Linked DNA regions of Mus musculus: region 1 is linked to region 2. The links are chromatin loops, found by intact Hi-C in ENCODE. Cell type or tissue: left cerebral cortex. All regions are shown on one strand. Each heading gives the region's core, and the rest is flanking DNA. Links, peaks and the distances in the headings are about the cores only.

Region 1 (11,437 bases), core at 3,846-8,845, 770 kb after region 2:
ACGCACCACCACACTCAGCTTTAGAAACAATTCTATGATGAAATCCAATATTAGCATTTTGTTCCTTAATAGTTATAGAAATGTACAATGTCATCACGTGTAGCGTCGTTTTCCCTGGTGACTTTTATTTGCCTTCCTGTTTGCTATGGAATTTGTAGAGAGACTACAGATTGGCAGTTAAGACGGCAGTTACACTTTCAGAATTGTAATGACCTCATTTTGTACGTGTTAATGAGAACTTGTTCCACTGTCATTCCTAGATTGGACTCTCCTCACTGGGTGGAATGCCCATCAAGTCCTTGGAAGAGATTAAAAACATCTTCCAGAAATTGTCCGTCCGGAGATCAAGTTCACCGTCCCTTGCCAGTGGGAAGGATTCATCCTCTGGGACTCCCTGTGCCTTTGTGAGCAGAATCTCTTTCTTTAGTCGACCAAAACTGTCACCTCCTATGGAGGACGAGTCTTCCCAAATGGATGAAATCCCCCAGGCCAGTAACTCAGCTTGCTGTACAGAAACAGAGGCACAAAACAGGGCCGTAGGACTCAGTGTCAGTTCCGCTGAAGCCCTAAGTGGACCACCGCCCTCGGCTTCCAACCTGTGCTATGAGGCGGAGAGTCCAGATGAAGCAGCTTTGGTGTATGCCGCCAGAGCTTACCGTTGCACTTTACAGTCTCGGACCCCAGAGCAGGTCATGGTGGACTTTGCTGCTTTGGGCTCATTAACATTTTAACTCCTACACATTCTGCCCTTTGACTCTGTAAGGAAAAGAATGTCGGTCGTGGTCAGGCATCCTCTTTCCAAACAAGTCGTGGTGTATACAAAAGGCGCTGATTCTGTTATCATGGAGCTGCTGTCTGTGGCTGCCTCAGGTATGTTTACAACGTTGCCATGGTGATGGTCAGATGGACTGGAGAGTCCCAGCTACTCCCACACTTGAAAAATGAGGTTCGGGGGTTGCTGAGACCTTGGCTTGCTTACATCTGAAACCCATCACTAGCTGAGCCTCTGCAGAGTTAACCTGTTTGTTCTTCTGGGAAAATGGGCATCACAATACCTTTTTTTCCCCTTTTTTACTTATTAGATATTTTCTTTATTTACATTTCAAATGTTATCCCCTTTCCTATTTTCCTCTACGAAAATTCCCTATCCTCTTCCCCCTCCCCCTGCTCCCCAAAATGCCTATACCCCAGTAGGCATTTCCCTATACTGGGGTATAGAACCTTCACAAGACCAAGGGCCTCTTCTCCCATTAGGATCCGACTAGGCCATCCTCTGCTACATATGCAGCTAGAGCCATGAGTCCCACCATGTGTTTTCTTTGATTGGTGGTTTAGCCCCAGGGAGCTCTGGGGGGGTACTGGTTGGTTCATATTGTTGTTCCTTCTATAGGGCTGCAAACCCACCCCTTGTGCTCTTTAGGTACTTTCTCGAGCTCCTTCATTGGGGACCCTGTGCTCCGTCCAATGGATGGCTGTGAGCATCCACTTCTGTATTTGCCAGGCACTGGCAGAGCCTCTCAGGAGACAGCTATATCAGGCTCCTGTCAGCAAAATCTTGTTGGCATCTGCAATAGTGTCTGGGTTTGGTGGCTGTTTATGGGATGGATTCCCTGGTGGGGCAATATCTGGATGGTCATTCCTTTAGTCTCTGCTCCAAAATTTTTCTCTGTAACTCCTTCCATGGGTATTTTGTTCCCTGTTCTAAGAATGAACGAAGTATCCACACTTTGGTCTTCCTTCTTCGTGAGTTTCATGAGTTTTGCAAATTGTATCTTGGCTATCCTGAGTTTCTGGGCTAATATCCACTTATCACTGAGTGCATATCATGTGTGTTCTTTTGTGATGGGTTACCTCACTCAGGATGATATCCTCCTGATCCATCCATTTGCCTAAGAATTTTACCTTTTTATGGGTTCCCAAGAGGCTTAATGTCAGTCTGTGTGAAATTCTGGAAGCATCTATGCCTAACAAGAGAGGAGTGCCCTGGAGAAGCTAGATAGCGCTGACCCCTCACAGCAGCATCTGTATCAAAGCTTTAGCGCTTGCTCCGCACAGGAGGAAAGAATCCAAGAGAAGAATTATGCAGCTGTATTCTCTCCTAGGCACACAGCTGAGACTCAAAGCTAAAATGCCTTTTGTGTCTTATGGATTAAACTGTCATTTTTAGAAAGGGAAAAGCCTAATTGGACAGGCTGGCAGGGGTAATGATTTTCTGTTCCTGGTTTCAGATGGAACAAATCCAGAACAACAGATGATAATAAGGGAGAGAACGCAGAGGCACCTGGACGAGTATGCCAAACGAGGGCTGCGCACTCTATGTGTAGCAAAGAAGGTGAGACTGCCGGGTGCACCCTGGTCTTACTGCTTCTCCTGGTTACTCATCGCTACTGAAAATGAGTGTGAACCAGACCTCAACCCCAAATCAGGTACTAGGGAAGTTTCCCCGACTAGGGTCCCTTTTTGTAGCCTCTCCATTCTGCGCATAACTGAGTGGCTTGAATGTAAACAGTTGTTTCTCTAGAAGTAAAAACCCCAACATCTTATTATCTTCCCCGCCGCCTCACCCCACCCCCAGAACCTTGTGGATAACATCCTCCCTGTTCATCAGCATTAAATGAGATTTGAAAAAAATGTGGGCTAAGAGCAGCCTTCACTTTTCCCTTGTGAAGTCTCGGTAGTTTCGTTTGCTCTGTTTCCTTAGTGCCCATAACGGATCTTTCAATCCAAGTAAGCTTGCTTTTATTCCAGTTTTGATTATTGTTTATGGAAAACAGTCTTGGTGTATGATATGTCCTTTCTAAATGAAAAGTTAAATACAAGCAGAGCCCAGAAGCTCTTTGGGGGCTGTTATTGCCAACGCCTCTCCCTGACCACCCACGTTATATGCTTAATTATTGTGGAAGGCAAATCGGGGCTGGCTCTGTTGTGGACTTCCAAGAGAGCCAGCCAACCAGGAAGGATCAAATGTCTCTATGATACAATTGTAGGAAGCGTGGGGGATTCAAGGTCGAACCAACTCTGGCTTTTCACTTGAATGTGTTCCAATAGATATTATATTTTCCCAAATCAAATTACCTTTCAAGTAAAAATGAGTGTATAAGAGAAAAATTGCCTTGCTCTCTCCTCTTGACCCTGGTTTTAAGACCTGAAATACAAATTTATCTGTTATGACAATTAAAAAGAGGAAGACATTGGCTCCTTCTCCAGGAATTGCATCTAAGTGTTGTTAGAACGAAGGCCTTTCTGTGTTTTATATATGGCACCTTTCTTGTTACCTTTTCTGAAACTTAACCTTAGGAGCTAATTTTCAGAAGACATCTGAAGTGCTGTTGGTTGTGGCCAGAGTTAACCAGTAACAGGAGGCCTGTTCCAATAGATAACCCTATTTTAATAGGTAACCCGCTTTCACCAAAGATAATGCTTAAAATTTCCCAGAGATACGATGCTGTAATGTCCTTCTATCATCAGGGTCACATACACATATATGGTCAGAGTTTGGGGATCTGTGTCCATATGGTGAAGGAATATGGGTCAGATAGGATGATGCCCGTAGGGCGGAATTTAGAAACAAAGGTGTTGCATGGAATTTTGCCCAGAGTTAGTCCTGGTAGGGTATTACATGGTTACATAAGCAGCCTTCTAGCCTCTTTTCTTCCTCTCATAGGTCATGAGTGACACGGAATATGCAGAGTGGCTGAGGAATCACTTTCTAGCTGAAACCAGCATTGACAACAGGGAGGAACTGCTAGTTGAATCTGCCATGAGACTAGAAAACAAACTCACGTTACTTGGTAGGTAAATGGTGCTGCATTGCCTGTGCAGACAATTTGTCTCTAAAGCCATTATTTTTGTCTCTTTTAGCAACTTTGGTCTTTTTTTTTTAATTACCTTATTTTTATTTATTTATTTTTTTTTTTGTTTCTTTTGGTTTGAGATAGGGTTTCTATGGGTAGTCTTGACTATTCTGGAACTAGCTATGTAGACCAGGCTGGCCATGAACTCACAGAGATCCACCTGCCTCTGCCTCTGAGTGCTGGGATTCAAGGCAAGCACTGCCACCACCCAGCTAGCCACATCGATCTATTAAGCATATTTGGTTCTCCCTATTTTGTCCATTCTGATCTCTTCCCACGTTCAAGTGCATTCAGACCCGAGTTCCACTTCAGTGAGCTAGAGTTCCTTTGTGGTGGGAACAGAGTTGGCATTCTTAGAAAAATGCAAAAGCTAAACACCCCACTCCTAACACAAAGTCAGACCCTGTCACACCCTGCCTGGTCCAAGAGAAGGATTTTGCAACTGTCCTGCAAAGAATTGGGTAAAGTCTTGAATACGTGTTGTCGTCTTAAATCTTTATAACAAACACGCATCTTATTTAGAAGAGACAGATCATGGAGTCATGCCATGTCTTGTTCACACTCAAAGGCTTAGACATCCACTGACAAACAAGAAACTCAAGTGTCCCGAAGTATAGGCTCCACGTCCTTTATTCTGCACCGGCATGTGATCTTCTCTTTCCTGACTCCAACCTAAACTGCACAAACACAACCAACACCTCTTGCGGTCAGCTTGACCCTTACCTTGGAATCACTCAAAGAACTCAAAACTGTCCTGATGGCAGAACCATGTCCCCAGGAATCGCAGGACTGTTGGTCTAGTGCGTGACCTTGACATTGGAGTTCTTCCTGAAAGCCTCCTGAGGAATTTGGAGGAGCTGTCAAGTTCAGAAGAAGTGCCTTGGCATACGGAGATGTGGATTCTGACTGAAGCATCACTAACTACACCAAGAGCACAGCCTCTGAGTTCCGTTCCTTTCTTTACGGGGAGAACAGTCTCATTTACTATCTGTCAAGTACAATAGCCATGCTCCCTTTTAAATACTAATCATTTCCTTATGACGGTGTAAACAGCTTACACGCATGCCTCTTCACCTGCATTTCCATAGGAAAGGAGGCTCTCCGGGCTTAGTGCCTAAATTCATTTGGCAGCAAAGTCAAACCTGATTTGAGGTAACGCTATTTTTAGTATTAATACCCGAATTAGCATGACAATCTGCAAGTTTTTCTATGGAAGTATAAATATGCGTGACTAACGGGTATTACAAAATGGAAAATGTATTGCCGCATTACCGGTGGGGAAACTTGATTCCAAAGAACATCTGGCTGCATCCAGACTAGGATATTATGGACTGACAGTATGAAAGAGCATCCCTAAAGGACACTGTATCTTATGGCCAAATGTTCTTTTAAGAGCCTGCCCTTAACCCTGGGAGTTTCATAGAACAGTAAAATTCAGTACAAGGCTGTGGACCTGAATAAGTGAACCAGCCTTTGAATTTGTTGATAAGAATAGAAGCCAAAAAGAGAATGTGTGTTTGATGAACTCCGTGGTTCTTTATACTGTATGTCTGGTCTGCAGTTTCTATAGGTCAGGACTGAATGGCCCATGGCGAGGATTCATTTAATGACCAAGTGAGTTCTCGCTGGCTCCGGCTTCTGGCAAACCTTGTTTTTCATTTCGATTGCTTTCCAGGTGCTACTGGCATTGAGGATCGTCTGCAGGAGGGGGTCCCTGAGTCTATAGAAGCCCTTCACCAAGCTGGCATCAAGATCTGGATGCTGACAGGGGACAAGCAGGAGACAGCTGTCAACATAGCTTATGCATGCAAACTCCTGGAGCCAGATGACAAGCTCTTCATCCTCAATACACAGAGTCAGGTATGCGTGGTGAGCCAGATGTTCTTCTTAAACTCCAAGCCCATAGGGCCTGAGGAGACGGATGGAGGGAAGGAAAAAGAACAGCCGATCGTCTGTAGTTTCTTGATGTTGTGCTGCTGAGTGACCTGGCTCGTATCTCGGAGGATGCCATAGAGTTTCTAAAGGCCTGATTCAGAGGCATCATGGATGAATACAAGCATTAAAATAAACTTCCTTTTTTAATTTTTCACCCCCTGACTGTATGACTAGGGATTTGTCAAAACAGACAAAAATGAGTATACATGTGAAACCTTGAGACTAGAGCCTACTTCCCTTTTAAGTTGAAGGAAGGAGTAATTTTTTTTTAATGATAAATTTTAAAATTAGGCTCTCAGCACAATCCTGCCCTCTAGTGGTACATTTAGATAGTGCTCCTAAGAGCGTCCAACATTTGTAGAAATAAAGGGGATGGAGTTGTTAAAGCAAGGGAATGACTTGAAATGATTTTGAACCACCTCTCCCCCCCACCCCCTCTCGCGCGCGCACACACACACACACACACCCGTTAAGCATCAGGGTGGATGGACATTTGAATAAGTTACGTGTCACGTGAAATATTTACCACTCCTGACCAAGTAAGTGTCCTTGGAGAGTTACTTGCCCCGTGCGGCCTCTTCCTTGCCTGTCATAGATGGTAACACCCTTGCCCAGAGGTGGTTATGAGCAAAGATGAGGAAATGTCTTCTGTCGGCATTTGTTTAGTGAAGGGCTTCTGCAGAGTTGGGGACTTCCTCTTGCAGATGGTCGCCAACACCAGCAGCACCTAAAAAAATGCTAAATGCCTCAATTTCTATTGAGATTTGGTGAGCATAAAACAAACAAAAGCAACAACAACAACAACAGAAAAGTAATTAGTGTTGTTGAAAGGCTGCCGCTAACCCTGGGACCTGGGTTCGATTCCTGGAACCAACTTGACCACAAATACATGTTATTAAACATTCAAACCATGTGGAAGCCCTTTTAAAAAAGATAAAATAGTAAAATCTTCCTCTCAAAGAAAGCCTATTGACGGGTCAGGCATCCTTCCAGATGGCTCCAAGTCTGCATACATCGGAAACCAAGCACAATGTTGCATGCTTCATGGCCCTGGGGCTCCATGCATTTGTCAGGGGAAGTGCATCCTGTGTCTGTGAGAACAGACATGGTGATCTCTGTCATCATGAGAAGTGGGGCAGAGCATCGCTCAGGTCAGATGTGTCAATCACTCTGTGCTACTAAAGGGAGCTTGGCTTCAAAGGGGACACTTGGTAGGACCTGGAGGTATTTTAGTTGGCACATTTGGGGTAGAATGGATGCTATTAGTTTATGGTTATCAAAGGCCAATGGTAACTGCCAAGTGTCTTGTACTTCCCAGAACAGCACCACACACAATGATTTTTTTTTATAGTTCAAGTATCAATGCTGCCAAGACTGAGGCAGAGTGTTTCATATCTAGGAAATAATGACTATAGCTATAAGTTGGTCAGTCAGCTAGTGCTCACACTGGCATGCCATTAAGCTTCTGATATTCTGTACCAGTTTCCCTTTTAAAAAATTTAAACAAATCTGTGTGTATATATGTGGATGTGGATGTGTGTGAATGTGTATGTGTGTAAGTATGTGTGTATATGTGTGTATGTGTGTAAGTATGTGTGTAAGTATGTGTGTATGTGTATAAGTATGTGTATATGTGTGAATGTGTGTGCATGTGTGTATATGTGTGCATGTGTATATATGTGTATGTGTGTCTGTGTGTGTATGTGTGTATATTGTGTATGTGTGTATATGTATGTGTGTAAATGTGTGTGTATATGTGTAAGTATATGTAGATGTCTGTGTATGTGTGTATATGTGTAAGTATGTGTGTATGTGTGTGTATATGTGCATGTGTGTGTATATGTGTGTATGTGTGTAAGTATGTGTATATGTCAGTGTATGTGTGTGTATGTGTGTGTATGTGTGTATGTGTGTAAGTATGTGTGTATGTAAGTATGTATATATGTGTGAATGTGTGTGTATGTGTGTATATGTGTGAATGTGTATTGTGTAAGTATGTGTGTGCATGTGTGTATATGTGTAAATATGTGTGTATGTGTGTGTGTGTGTATGTGTGTGTATGTGTGTGTGTAAATGTGTGTGTATATGTGTAAGTACGTGTGTATATGTGTGTATATGTGTATGTGTGTGTGTATGTGTGTATGTGTGTAAGTATGTGTATATGTCTGTGTATGTGTGTGTATATGTGTAAGTATGTGTGTAAGTATGTGTGTATGTGTGTATATGTGTGTATATGTGTATGTGTGTATGTGTGTGTATATGTGTGTATGTGTGTAAGTATGTGTATATGTCTGTGTATGTGTGTGTATATGTGTAAGTATGTGTGTATGTGTGTGTATATGTCTGTGTATGTGTGTGTATATGTGTAAGTATGCGTGTGTATGTATATGTGTGTATGTGTGTAAGTATGTGTGTATGTGTGTGTATGTGTGTAATATGTGTGTATGTGTTTATGTGTGTATGTGTGTAAGTATGTGTGTATGTGTGTAATATGTGTGTATGTGTGTGTATGTGTGTAAGTATGTGTGTGTGTGTGTGTGTGTGTGAACACATAAGTGTGCACGTACATGTAAAGGTCAGAGTTCAATTTCTAGTGTTGGTCCTCAGGGACTATTTTTATTTTTTATTTCTTGTCTGTTTGTCTGTCTGTCTTCGTTTGTCTGTTTGTTTGAATTGGGGTCTCCCATTGCCTTGGGGCTTGCTGATAGGACTACATTGGTCTGCCAGCAAGGTCCAAGGATCTGCCGGTTTCTATCTGTGTCTTCCTCCCAGTTGCTGGGTTTGCCAGCAGGGCCACCATGCTCAGCTGGAGCCCCACCCCACCCCCCACCCCGGAGCTTCTGGGCGCTGAACTCAGGTCCTCTCACTAGCAAACACTTTGCCGACTGAGCTGACTCCTCAGCTCAACTAAACTTGCTTTCAGCTGATACACGAAAATAAAAATGATATTAGTGTGGTGTCATGTAATGTTTCAATCCATCTTTACATCCTATGACATGTAAGTCAGATCTAATGAATTAACCTCCTCGTTTCTCATTGCTCACTCTCTCTGTCTGTTTTTGTTGTTGTTTTGGTTTGGTTTGGATTTTTGTTTTGCTTTGAGATAGGGAGATAGAGTTTCTCTGTGTAGCCCTGGCTGTCCTGGGACTAGCTCTGTAGATCAAGCTGGCCTCGGACTCATGGAGATCCATCTGCCCTTGCCTCCGGATTAAAGGCCTTCGCCACTACATCCAGACTCATTTCTCATTTCTTTATGATAAAAGCATGTAAAACCCTTTCTTCTAGATTTTGGTTTTAGAAACATAGTAAATATTTTTTATTGACTTAGAGGCTTTATTGATTAGTTAAAAATTATTACGATTATAAAATTTATTTGTATATATACACAATTTATGTTGGAAGACATTTAAAACTACCAGTTTAAGAAGTAATTAGTGCAGGGCTGGAGAAATGGCTCAGCGGTTAAGAGCGCTGACTGCTCTTCCAAAGGTCCCGAGTTCAAATCCCAGCAACCACATGGTGGCTCACAATCATCTGTAATGAGATCGGATGCCCTGGTCTGGAGTGTCTGAAGACAGGTACAGTGTACTTACATATAATAAATAAATAAATCTTATAAAAATAAAGTAACTAGTGCATATCTAGTTGATATTAGCTGCTATTGCTAACTTCATTCATGTGAATTTTCTGTACAGTTCAAGACAATAGGGATAGTTTAATTTCGTTTTGTGAATCTTGGTTCAGTAACTACTCTGTAAATACCCCTTTCCCAGTCTCAATTCCTCAGGAGTCCCTAAAAATCAAAAAGAACTCAGATCACAAAGCCCAAGCTGCCCTGTGTGGATTATGGGATATCTAGAGTCATGTGTAGAAACTTTACAAATTTCTATGAACTCCACTACTGGCAAAACTGTATCCACTTAGAAGCCTTCATCATTTCCATCCATAGGAAGGTTTTTTTCTGTAGTGTTCACACTATCAAATCCTAACATTGGTTGTTCAGACAGACAGACACAGCTCAGGCATATAGACACAGCTCGTTCAGTTTAAGTTGTGTGCTTATAGAATTTTTCTCCTAAAAATAACAACTCAGCATTTATAACCTTTTTTAGAACTAAAAGACTTTCCATGCATGAGCTCATTGAACAATTGAACAAGTACAACTCACTTTATAGAGAAAGACACCAAAATATTGTGATTTCTTGTTGAGTGTTAAATAACAAACGTTGAAGTTGGTATCTCCTACTTTAAGATATTTCTATATTACATTGTGACTGACAGATTATATATATAAACAACCACTCCCTACAGTGGATGGAATTACATTTATAGCGTTACCTTGAACCTGAGTTAGTGAATAGTGACTGCTCTCCTCAGGGAGATTCACAGTTTACTTCGTGTTGGCCTGGAGTCACACTATGGTGCCAACTCATCAACACATAACATTGTGTCTTTCTCTCATGATAACTTAGTTAATATTAATTGTGAATTCATTCCCATTAAGTGCATGGGCAGCCTCACTCCAATTCCTACCTGAAAAGAGTGTACTTAACAGCAAGTTCTCAGTACTGTACGTTGTTGCCATTGAGTATTTAGAAACACTAGGAACACTGTAGTTAGGAGTCATTTCTTATAGCCAACAAATCCTCAGCAAAAAGGAGAATGATGAGAAAAAGCAGTGCCACCCATCAGAATCTCAGCATCCGGGAGGCAGAGTGAGTTCACGGACAGCCTGGCCTACAGAGTGAGTTCCAGGACAGCCTGGCCTACAGAGTGAGTTCCAGGACAGCCTGGTCTACAGAGTGAGTTCCAGGATAGCCAGAGCTACATAGAAAAATTCTATCTCAAAAACTATAGTAGTAGTAGTAGTAGTAGTAGTAGTAGTAGTAGTAGTAGTAGTAGTAATAATAATAATAATAATAATAATAATAATAATAATAAATTACCAATGTGTTCAGCTTCTGCTGGAGAACATATAACACGTGACCCAGATATCACTTTTCCTGCCAGTATAGGACTCTAAAATCCTGAGAGTTTAGATTAAAAAATAAATGGTAACAAGTACCTGCACTCACAAATCTAGAAGTCATGAATAGTTAAGACTGTATGTGTGTGTATATGTGCATGAACGTATGTGTGTGTGTGTGCATTTGTATATGTATGTGTACATGTGTATATGTGCATCCTGCTAAATATGAAACATCTCTGTGTACTCATGAAGCTGCAAGTGACTCACAACTATATTAGGAAGACTACCTATCCAGACTGTAAGCTACCATACAATGTCAATGCTACAAAGAATTTTATATTAATATATTATGTTCCACTATAAACATCACGTCCTATGGAATATTCTGACTTTCAAAGACTAGTAAGTATTCTGATTTCTAAATTATGCCATATTAATTTCATCAAACTCAAAAGCATTTGTATAAATAGTTTTCCTAGTATTAGTATTAGTAATCCTAGTAAAAAAATCCTAGTAATAGTATTTTGGGTCTGTAATAAGTGTATGTAACTTTTCCTCCATTACTTTAGAGGTACATGGGACCAAATTTGTGCTAAGGTTAGGGTAGTTGGGTAGCTCCATCTTATAGCTGGATCTAGACTTTTGTCTATTCTGAGGCACTATAACAAACTCTGTGAGC
Region 2 (11,437 bases), core at 4,199-9,198:
GCCATAAGGAATTAAACTATGCACTATTTATTAAAAATACATTTAATACACAAAGATCAGAATTGTGATGGTTTGACTGAAAATGGCCCACAGGATGTGACACTATTAGGACATGTGGCCTTACTGGAGTATGAATGGCCATATTGGAGGAAGTATGCCACTAAGGGGTGGGCTTTGAGGTTTCAGAAAGTCAAGCCAGGTCCAGAGGCTCATTGCTGCTTCTGCTGCCTGCTGATCCAAATGTACAACCCGAGCTCCTTCTCCAGCACAGTATCGGCCTGTACATCTATGCTTCTCCTCATCTCAACAACAGACTGAACCTCTGAACCTGTAAGCCAGCCCCAATGAAATGTTTTCCACTGTGACAGTTACACAGTCAAGGTCTCTTAACAATAGAAACCCTAACTAAGACAATCAGTATATGAATAAGCATACATAGTTAAATGAAAATTTCCCATCTGCGCCAACAATGATCCATCAAAGAGCCAAAGACAATCAAACAAAAAAACAATGAATCCAAAATACTGTGTATGAGAACCCTCATTTTGAATTGTTGCTCAGAGTTGTCCCAGAGATTCCCAAAACATAACGGGTTATTGATATTGCCCTTAGTTACCCTGAAGGTAAGTAGTGATTGCTGAAGGCATAATGAGCTTTAAACACAGAGTCTAGAGACCCTCAAATGAAACTCACCTAAAACCTCCTCCTGAGGACTAGATGTCATGGTACCAGAAGGTGTCACGAGAGGTATATACCCACTTAAGAAGAGGAAGACTATGCCTGCTACTGGACACCTAGAAAACTAACCAGGGCTAGTGAAGTCATGAGTCTTAGAGAAGAACCTACAATTGCTAATTTACTAAACCAACATAACCCCTAACTACATTCTAAGTATTGGTCCTTATACCCACAGATATGTGTGGCTCTCACTCATCATCAAAGAAACTTCTTTTTTGCAAAAGAGAAATAGACCATTACAAAGCAAAAAAGCTACAATCAATCAAAATGCAAAGTTGTGAATCCCAATAAATACATGTAAAATAACTCCTAAGGGTCAGGAATGTTGAGAGTGAGAGAATTAGTCTTCCTAAAGAAAGAGCACATCAACTGGTTAGCTAATATCAAATGATCAGCCTGGAAAAATCATATGAGTGACATTATAGAGACTGAGCAGATTATACTAATATATTTAGGTGTGTTTGTGAGTGTGTGTGTGTGTGTGTGTGTGTGTGTGTGTGTGTGTGTGAGTGAGAGAGAGAGGAGGGAGGGAGAGAGAGAGAAGGGAAAAAGGTAGAAAATAATTGTACTGTATTGCAATATTAAAAAATTAAAAGAATTAATTCTTTTTTTCCTTTTCTTTTATTGGATATTTTCTTTATTTACATTTCAAATGTTATCTCTTTTCCCAGTTTCCCCTCTGGAAACCCCCTATCCTATCCTCCCTCTCCCAGTTTCTATGAAGGTGCTTCCTCACCCACATACCCACTCCCGATTCCCTACACTGGCATTCCCCTACACTGGGGCATTGAGCCTTCACAGGACCAAGGGCCTCTCTTCCCATTGAAAAAGCCCTAGAAAAGCAATATATTTAAACAACGACCTTTCATCAGAGAATGAAGAAATTATCACTAAAGAAGAGAAAATCAGACATGATGGCACATGTCTTTTTTCGAGTTTCTATATCTGTTTATTTCATCTTCTAGCATACAATCCATCATTCAGGGAAGTTAGGGCAGAAACTCAAGACATGTACTGAAGCAGAAACCATGGAGCAGTGCTGTTTTCTATAGTATATGGAGCCATGTAACCAGAGGTGGCACTGCTCACAGTGATCCGGGTGTTCCTACATCACTCACTAATTAACAAAAAGCCTGTTGCTTGATTACAAGCCAACCTGGTGAAGGAGTACTCTCAATTGAGGTTCCCTCTTGTAATGACTCTAGTTCAGGTTAAGCTGATATTAAACTAGGCAGCACAAGGGCTATAATTCTAACATTTGAAAGGTAAAGGCAGGAATACTGTCATAAGTTTGTGGTAAGTCTGGTTAATGTAGCAAAATATCTAGGCTAGCCAGAGATACAAAGTAAGGTTCTGTCTCGTAAACTCAAATGAAATTTTAAAAAAATTAAAAAGAACAAAAAAGAAAAAGACAGAGGTAAAGAAGGACATAATTCATGCACTGCATTTAGAGAATTCTGGCATTCAGATATGTAGGGACAAATATCCCATATAAACATAGGAAAAGAAGAGAAAAAAATGAACAGTGCTAGGTGTTTTAGTTTGTGTAATAATACATTGATGAATCTTAGAAATAACACAGAAAATGAATCTGGAGGTCAGATGATAGACTAAGGTGTTGAACTTCATTATACAACATCTGAGTAAAAGTAATTGTATTTGGCAATTAAGTTTAGAATATTAATCAGCTGTATGGGGAAGGGGTTGAAGAAATGGGTGAAAAGGGGAGATTGCTTAGAAAATTATGACATGGGCCCTAGAGTAGAACCTGCTATTAACTTGCTAAATGGCCACGCTATCAAATTGTCTTCTGAATATTTACGTTTATACCCACACTTGGGGCTACTTTTAACCTTGGTCAGAGTATGTTGTTTTGGAGTAGGTAGCAGTCAATGAACGGACTGGTTAAAGCACTGAAAAATGAGAAAGTGAGTCTTCAAGCCTAAGCAGGACATCTACATCAAACCTGGCTCCACCAAGGTCAGAAAGCAAAGAGCATAGAAGAGAGTACAGAAAGAATGCAAGAGAGCTGGCAGGTGGTAGCAAATGCTGTGACTTGCTGTCTTCTGGACATGGCAGGGCTCTGACACTCATGAACTTATACAGCAGCTGGGATTGCCTGTGTTAATTGGTTTGGCATTTCTTTTCATTATAAAAAATTGGGCAATGTGTGTGAAAACCTAGTTTAGAAAGCATGGAATATGAATTATTCTCATATAAAAAGTCTCAATAATAGTGAAGTAAACCATGTGTACATCAGAATGTCCTATACTTTCCTAACATGTTTGATAATGCACTATAGTGATGAGATGATATTAAAGATGAACATTATTCTCCACTAATGGTAAAAATAGAAAACTAGAATGAACATAAAGGACATTTTGGAAACTCCATCAATATTACAGATATATATATATCTTTTGCCCCCAGCTGTACTTGTGCTGATACAAAATAATATGCAGGAGATTAGATTTATCATTTTCTTTACAAATCAGTAAACCTGGTATTTTTTTTTTTTTTAGTTTGTAAAGATCCTATGATGATAATGATTTGCTTCTAAAACTAACAAAAAAGTACAATAGCTGTGAGATTTACTTCAGTGAAAAAGTAGGACTAGAAGCTGAGAGATGGCTCAGCACTGAAAGTATACTGCTCTCACAGAGGACAGGAGCGTAATTGCCTGCAACTCCAACTGTGGGGGAGCTGATGCTCTCTTCTGGCCTCTAGGGCACTGAACACACTCTGTCTCAATTTCTCTCTCTCTCTCTCTCTCTCTCTCTCTCTCTCTCTCTCTCTCTCTCTCTCTTTCTCTCTGTGCCTCTCTCAAATACACACACACTACAAACAAGACAAATGTAACTTAGGTATCCATCAATACATTAGTAAAGAAAATTCAGCCACATACAGTAATGAAGAAGAATGACCTTGAAAACAGAATGTAAAATGAGATGGATGCAATAATGCTCAATATGATAACATTCCTATGAATTATTGAGAAAAAACACAGAGACTAAAAGTACATTAGCGATTCCCATGTTATAGAGAGATGGGAAATCAGATTGTTAGCATTTCTCTTTGGAATAATGTTAGCATGTAAGAAACAAAGCATTTTTCTTTAGCATAATGAAAACATTTTTATACAAATAATAGTGATGATTTTATCCAACATTGTGAATATTATGAATATCACTGAATTATATGCTTAAAATAATTTAAATAGATATGGTGTACTATCTTATTCTGGTTTCTATTGTTAATAATGCAATGCTATAGACTGGTTAAATGTTTAAATATAGGGGTAATTTTGTCTCATGCTCTCATCTCAGGTTAAAGGATTACATCTGGTGACAGTCATCTTAGTGATAATGTCTGAATGCAATACAGAAACAATATGCTTCTATTTGGACTCTCTTCATATAAAGCCACCTGTATTGGCAGGCTCCATCCTGACATTATAATCACACCACTCCACAAGGCCCCCACCTCTAAAACACCAGAGTTCAGTTTATACTCTTATGACTCTCAAAGCATAGAAGCTGTATTCTACAGCAACAGAAGAGATAAGGCAGCCTTCTGTTTATGCATCCCTGTGCTTCCTCTTGCTGTTTTATGTTACACTTCAAAATTACCAAAGATGGTAAGGCATGAAAAATGAGCACAGAATAATAAAAAGGTTAAAAACTGATTTGTATATGATCAGAACTTGATTTAAAGGCCAAGTTTAAAGTAAATGAGATTATTACCAATATAGAAAATATAGGGAAAAACTTAAAATGGATTTTTACTGAAACTTAGACATCTAAAGTTTCAATATGAAGAATATTATTATCTTTGGATATTATTAGTGCTGCTTAATTGTACACTGAAAAATAGTCAGATGAATATTTTATAACGTTCAGTTCTGGGTCCCTTTGATCTTGAGACAATTTTTTGTTGTTTATTTTAGTTCAGACTTTGAAGCATACAATAGTCACAGCAAGTATGAAAGCAACATAAGAGAAAACTCTGAGTTTTAGATAAGTGTTGTTTAAGATTCTTGGGTCTTGAGATAAAGAAATTTGGCCAAATACCATTGCTTCTGACACCTGGGTAGTACTAGAAAATGAATGCAAGGAATACATCATTATGTCTAATGAAATCAACCAACCTACTCAGTTCAAACATTCTCAAGAAAGTATTACAAAAACTGGTATATTCTACAACAAGATTAAATTAAGAAAGACAATGTAAAAGTATCTTTAGGTCACATCTCTGTTTTATGACTTTTGACATCATTCAAGATAACTGTGCTGCTACAGGTCAAGGGTTGTCTCCTTTATTACTTTCAAAGTCTCTCTCTCTCTCTCTCTCTCTCTCTCTCTCTCTCTCTCTCTCTCTCTCTCTCTGTGTGTGTGTGTGTGTGTGTGTGTGTGTGTGTGTGTGTCTGTCTCTCTCTCTCCCTCTGTCTGTCTCTCTATCTCTCTCTTACACACACACATACACACAGAGAGACAGACTAGACAAACAATACTATCATAAGTGATGCCTGGTATGCCTTTATTAGATCATTTAATATATGCTGTGATCTAATGCAATTCTATTAATATATGCAACACAAATATACTGTACATGCTACTTCAGAAAAAGTAAGATAATTCCATCTGATAAAGAAACTACCATCCCTTATTATATAAAATAATCATGCAAACTATACTCATAAAGGCAAAATTATATTTTTTTCATATAGCAGAGAACCTACTATTCTCTCTCTGCTGCATTGAGTCACTCTGAATTATTAAGAAGATTGTTTTTGTACCACAAATGACTATCAGAGATTACTTCTCTAGCAGACTCTTGTACTCATGCATCAAAGCATAATTTAGTCCATTAAACTTAGGTGGCATCAAAGTATAGATGTTGTGGCTAACACTTCTCGATGCTTTATTGGTATTCACAGCTACGTCTAATGCAAGGTTTGATGCATACTGGAGACTTATTGTTCAAACCAAAATCCCCGGCCACTTCCCTCTTATTCATCTTCTGATTATTCCCTGAATGTCAAGAGAAATAATAATGTGCTTAAATTTCTTTCTATAGTGTATTCCAAGACCCAAATATCTAAATGGCATGTAACTCTACTCCAGATTTTCCTCTTTATAGTGCTTTTGTTTTTGCTGGGACTCTTTCATCACAAAGTATGCACTAAAGCAAACAACAAACAAGTAATCATCTCAAGATCAAGAGCTGCAATCAATGCCAATGCCCCTGGACCTTCCTTTGAATTAGGGTCTTAGAGCACTCAATTCCATTTCAGCACAGTGACGCATTATAATTTTTATGTCTTGAGATCCTTGTTTCATCTGAGCTCCTTTGAACCTCTTCGGTTTTATAAATAGGGTCCTTATTATGGTCTGCATCTGGCTTCCCTCAGGGAGACTTTTCCAAGAGCCCTGGAGTAGATCGGCCTATTTTTATGCTCTCTTGAGGAGTCTTGTTCCCTAGTTCTCCCTGTCCGTGGTTTGTTCCGGGCTGTTGGCTGCCTGATGTTTTGATGCCTCTGTCCATTAACTAACTCTTGCCTTTCAACAGCTGAGCTGCAGTGCCTTGCTTACTGCCTCCCTCCCTTTGGTTTCTGGCTTACTGCTTCAGTCTGGGTGTCAAGAGAAGCCCTGGCAACTTCCTGTGTCAGCTTCTGCCCCTTCTGCAGATTGCTCGCCAATTTGGCTTTCCAAAGAGCCTGTCAGTAGCTTCAAGCAGGGATTTTATCTTTAGTTTCCTAGACTGTTCATTTTCATGATTATTAAGAGGCAACAACGGACACTTGGGGGACTTTTGGTATAGCATTGGAAATGTAAATGAGCTAAATACCTAATAAAAAATGGGAAAAAAAAAAGAGGCAACAACGGACACTTACAGATAACTGACTAGCTACTCTGTGCCAGGTAACGAAACAACAACGAAGTTCTACCCCCGAAGGCTGATATCTCACAGGATAGACTCATTTCCAGGGTTTACAACCTGTGCTGTTTTTTAGAGATTCCCAGGTCAAATGGATTTCTGATTGTCTTTTTATCTTTAGGTTTCTGTAATGTGCACAATGATTGGCTATCTCATATGGCATTACATATTGTAATTCATTTTATCTTTCTGTGACTGTGTAAGATCAAAAGATATATGTACAGCAGAAATGTTTAAAACTTAGTGTCTAAACAAGTATTCTGTAGCAACAGGACCCAACACCTGATTTATGAATTTAAAAAAATTAAAAAAACATAAACATAAGTAGAGCAATGTGAAACATAATACTATTAACTTATCAATTAGGAGACTGTAAAACAACAACAACAAAAAAAAACCACTAAAAACAGTGGTTTTAACCCAACACAGTAATTTTACAAAGAAAGGCATTTACTGTCTGTAGACTAGAGTTCAAGAATGTCCCTTTGAGCAAATGTGGCACTGCTCCCCAACACAGCTCCATGATAGATGTTCTAGTTCAGAAGCCCATGTACTTTCCAGGAATGAAGAAGTGGTAAGAGGGCAGAATAGAGATAAGGTATAAGGTTATACAAACAAACCAGGGTTCTCTCAGAAGCTTCATCTCCTTTCAGACGATGTCTCACAGGACATCGTGCTTAGATTCTCTCTTACAGTAATAAAGAAGATGAAAAGGTGAGTTTGTGTGTATGTTGCTCATTTGTTCCACACAGCACTAAAGGCTAAACGTAACTGCAAGAGTTGATCTAAATGAAGCAGAGTGCACAAGGCCAACTGATGGCTGTTTCGGCCTCCCATTGCAATAGTTAGTATGAGCAGGTCTTTCTACCAGCTTCAATCTGACTGAATTTGTGGGTTTAACAGGAAACCTAGTAGAACACTTGTCTAATTTTGATTAATTTTATTGTGGACTTCAAACATACTGTTTTTCCTGAACATTTTCTATTTTATCCCTGGCACTGAGATTGGACATAACAACACTTGCCTTTCAAATTATAGTCTGTCCTAGTTAGGGTTACTATTGCTGTGACTCAACGCCAAGACCAAAAGCAAGATGGGGAGGAAAGGGTTGATTTGGTTTATGCTTCTACATCACTGCTCATCATTAACAGAGGCCAGGACAGGAACAGTGCAGGAACCTCCAGACAGGAGCTGTTGCAGAAGCCATGGAAGACTGGCCAGTTACTTGGTTTGCTCAGCCTGCTGTCTTATAGAACCCATCTGCCTAGGGTGGCCCCACCCACAATGGGACAGGCCCTTTCACACTAATAAAGAAAATTCCATACAAGCTTGCCTACCGCCCAGTCTTATGGAGATATTTTCTCAACGAAGGCCCCTGCATCTTCAGTGCATTGTGTTAAGTTGACATTAAACTAGCCAGCATTTCTTTTAGACAGGAATAATTCTGGGTCAAAAACTTTGAAAGAAGGCTGGTGACTGCATCCCTCCACAGTGGGATGCGCCTAATCCTGTAGAGTTGCCGCCCCCAGGGGAGGGGAATGAGGAGGGCAAATGAGTGAGGGGCATCTTCTCAGAGGCCAAGAGGGGGTGGAGAACTCTTAGAGGGGAGACTGAGAAGGGTGGCAACATTTGCAATGTAAATAAATAAAACAATTTTAAAGTATTAACCAGCACAACTGACCCCTTATCAAATTGAGACACAAACACATAACTACTAAGTCACAACTTCCCTTTCTATTTTTTAATCCTTAAGATCTCCCACTAAAAACATAAATAACTTTAAAAGTCTCATAGTTAAATCTCTTTAAAATAACTAAACTCCAACAGTGTAAATGACTCAAACATCTGGGATTCATTCATGATCTTCAGAGTTCTTCCAAAATGCTTGGGTCACTTCCATGGCACTGCCCTCTGCAGAACGCAAGGCTTGTCTCCTAGGCTCAGGCCAGCTCCATCTCACACCTGCTGCTGTCTTGGCAAGCATCTCTTGGTACTGACATTTCCAAAATGCTGGAATCTTTTGCTGCAGCTAGACTGTACTTCACCAACAGTCTCTCTCTCCTCAAGGACCCCAAGTTACCTAGCAGAGCCAAGGCTCAGCTTTTCTCCAAGACCCTTGGATGCCTCAGAACCAGCACCACCTGGGTGACTCTTACACTAGCAAGTTCTCCTGCCATCTGCCATCACGAGGTACAACCTTTGCGGCTTCTGAAGCACAGCTTGCATTACTGAGTCTGAGGAACCACCTCCCAGAAGACTTCACCTCAATAAGTGCTGGTTTCTTCTTAGTCATTGATTATTTCTCAGATACAGGCTTCAATTTAGTGGTTCTTGTGTGCTGACCACTGCTGACTCTTCAGTCCCATCTAAACAGAACTGCAGATTATTGATTCAAAATAGTAAATGGCTCTGAGAGTCATCAAAGTGCTCTCAAAAATCCCTCTGATGCCTTCATTTTCTGCATTGCTCTCCACATTCTTAGGTTCCAAGCTCCCACAAAAGAACTTCACCAAAACTACCAAAGTCATTCCACAACACTACCCAAAAGAAATCATCAGGTCTCTCACAGAAATACAACTATTGTGCTTCCAATTTCTATCCTAGTTACCTTTACTATTGCTGTGATAAAACACCGTGACCAAAGAGTAAATTAGAGAGGAAGGGGTTTATGTGACTTCCATATCCATGTTCATCATTAAAGGCATTAAAGGATGTCAAGACAGGAATTCAAACAGGACAGGAACCTGGAGACAGGAACTGATGCAGAAATCATGGAAGGTTGCTACTTACTGGCTTGCACCTTATGGCTTGTTCAGTCTGGTATCCTATAGAACTAAGGACCGCCTAACCAGTGATGGCCCTATCCATAATGGGCCAGACCCCTCCCATATCAATAAATACTTAAGAAAATGTCCTCAAGTTTGCCTACAGCCCAGTGTTATGGAAACACCTTTTCAGCTGAGGTTTCCTTGTGCCCAGTGACTCTGGCTTCTGTCAAATTGAGATAAAACTAGACAGCTCACTCTGTAAACTGAAATCACAGACGAAAATAAAAAGTCTTAGAGCTAGCCACTGAAGAGGTCCTAAGCCTGGGAATGTGTTGCTGCTGGAACTTCAGTCTGGGAAAGTGTCCTAGAAGGAAAAGGTGAAGAAGATGAAAAGGCCTCACCAAATATAAACCAGATGCAAATCAAAGTTGTAGAGAAGGCCATCTGCTCCAGGAAGGAACAGGGAGGATGAGCAGGTAAACATTCTGAGCTTTGGGGAGGTTTCAGTGAAAGGCAATACAAAGTTCAAGAGGAAAGAGAATGGTAGTGAGATAAGCAGGAAGCAAAATAAGCAAGAACAAAGACAAAACACACTGACTCATTTAGGATGGTTATTAATTACATACATTAGGGAAAATCAGCCTAGCACCAGTGGGTACAATTTATTGCTAAGGGGTCAAGCTAGAGATGGGGAATACAATGAAGGTACTCTGTTCCAATTGCCTAACACAGGGGTGTAAGCTCAAACAGTACCAGAGGATTTGGAAATGCAAAGACCAATTTCATAGATATTAAACAAGTTCAAAATTAAAAAGCTTATTAACCAGGTGCTCTCGAGCAGGGAACAAAGGGAGTCCACACAGCTGCACGGCAGAAATGAGGATAGAAGTTTCAAGTAGCTCCTGTCTTTTTCATTCACTCACTGACTCCACATGAGTTAATGAGAGTTAAACTGGTTTTCATAAGCTTGGTGCATTTCAGGTAAAGACATACCTTACTCTAAGGATACAGGCATAGCTATGGGTACATCATGTCAGGCCCTGAAACAGCTCAAGTACAAAAAGAATCGGCAGCCTGACACAGAGAGGCCCATGATCCACACACACTGCCTTTGCATTGCTGATTATCTAAATGTGCACTTGTGTGTCCTCCACAACTTGCCTATTGCGAAGAATGTCACAATAAACTTGGAGATGCAGGGATCTTTTTGTTGTGTATATTTTAGTCCTTTGGATATATGCCCCTAAATACAGTAACTGGATCATGGCATGGGCAATGCTTACTATTGTTACTGTTCGGTTTTGTTTTTTAATATGAACACACAAACACAAGAAACAAAAAGCAAGTGACAAATATCAAATAGAAATTATATCAAATTACAAGACTGTCCAGAGCACCAAAACAACCAACAACGTGCTTTTGTACTTTCATCAAGAAGCCACTTCCTAGAGCAACTCGAGAGGACAAAGGGGAAAACAAGCAGCACTAGCGTCTGTTAAGCTAAGAGCAGGCTTCTTCACATTGTGTTTCCATGGAGAGCTACTTAGTAACCTTCAAAACTACTATCAATGAAACAACAGACTTATCATTTTGAATACAACACCAATGAAAGAGCAAAATCTGATTAGTAAAAAATATTTTTCTAAAACCCATAAGAAACATGATGGGAGCCTCACACAGACAATGCAAATACAGGATTACATAAGGAAAATGGCAGCATGCAAACAACTGCATTTACATCCCAAGGCCAGAGAAAGCAAAAAAGATACGCTGGGGAAGAAAGAAGCAACAGCAGTTTAAAATATGCATGTCCTATATCCCGTATTTCTATTATCTCTAACAGTGCATCCCTTCATGCCACCCCTGGTTTGAGAAAGCTTTGTTGAAGATTAAGTTCCCAAACTAACTCTGTATTCCCTATAAATGCATGCATCTTTAGTCTTTCCAAAATCCTGGTTCCATCTATGTTTATGTACTACGGAATTACTAGTCCT

The links. Hi-C counts contacts between places; a loop is a spot of excess contacts. Peaks named below come from ENCODE experiments on the same cell type or tissue, not always from the same donor. Only the 100,000 strongest peaks of a DNase experiment are listed, where the experiment ranks them.
Region 1: it touches region 2 in a loop (3-fold over the local background); 9 of 42 quality-filtered maps call a loop at or near these places.

Annotation. Positions count from the first base shown.
Region 1 is chr5:72,263,743-72,275,179 of GRCm38, forward strand. It overlaps the pseudogene Atp10d. Among named protein-coding and RNA genes, the nearest start is that of Commd8, 100 kb to the left of the region's middle. In left cerebral cortex, for the core only: a CTCF peak has its summit at 6,102 (motif pointing left); a DNase peak (open chromatin) is centred at 6,076.
Region 2 is chr5:71,489,545-71,500,981 of GRCm38, forward strand. The region is part of intron 2 of Cox7b2 (cytochrome c oxidase subunit 7B2); the gene reads right to left. Among named protein-coding and RNA genes, the nearest start is that of Cox7b2, 53 kb to the right of the region's middle. In left cerebral cortex, for the core only: no CTCF peak of the experiment used is centred there; a DNase peak (open chromatin) is centred at 6,223.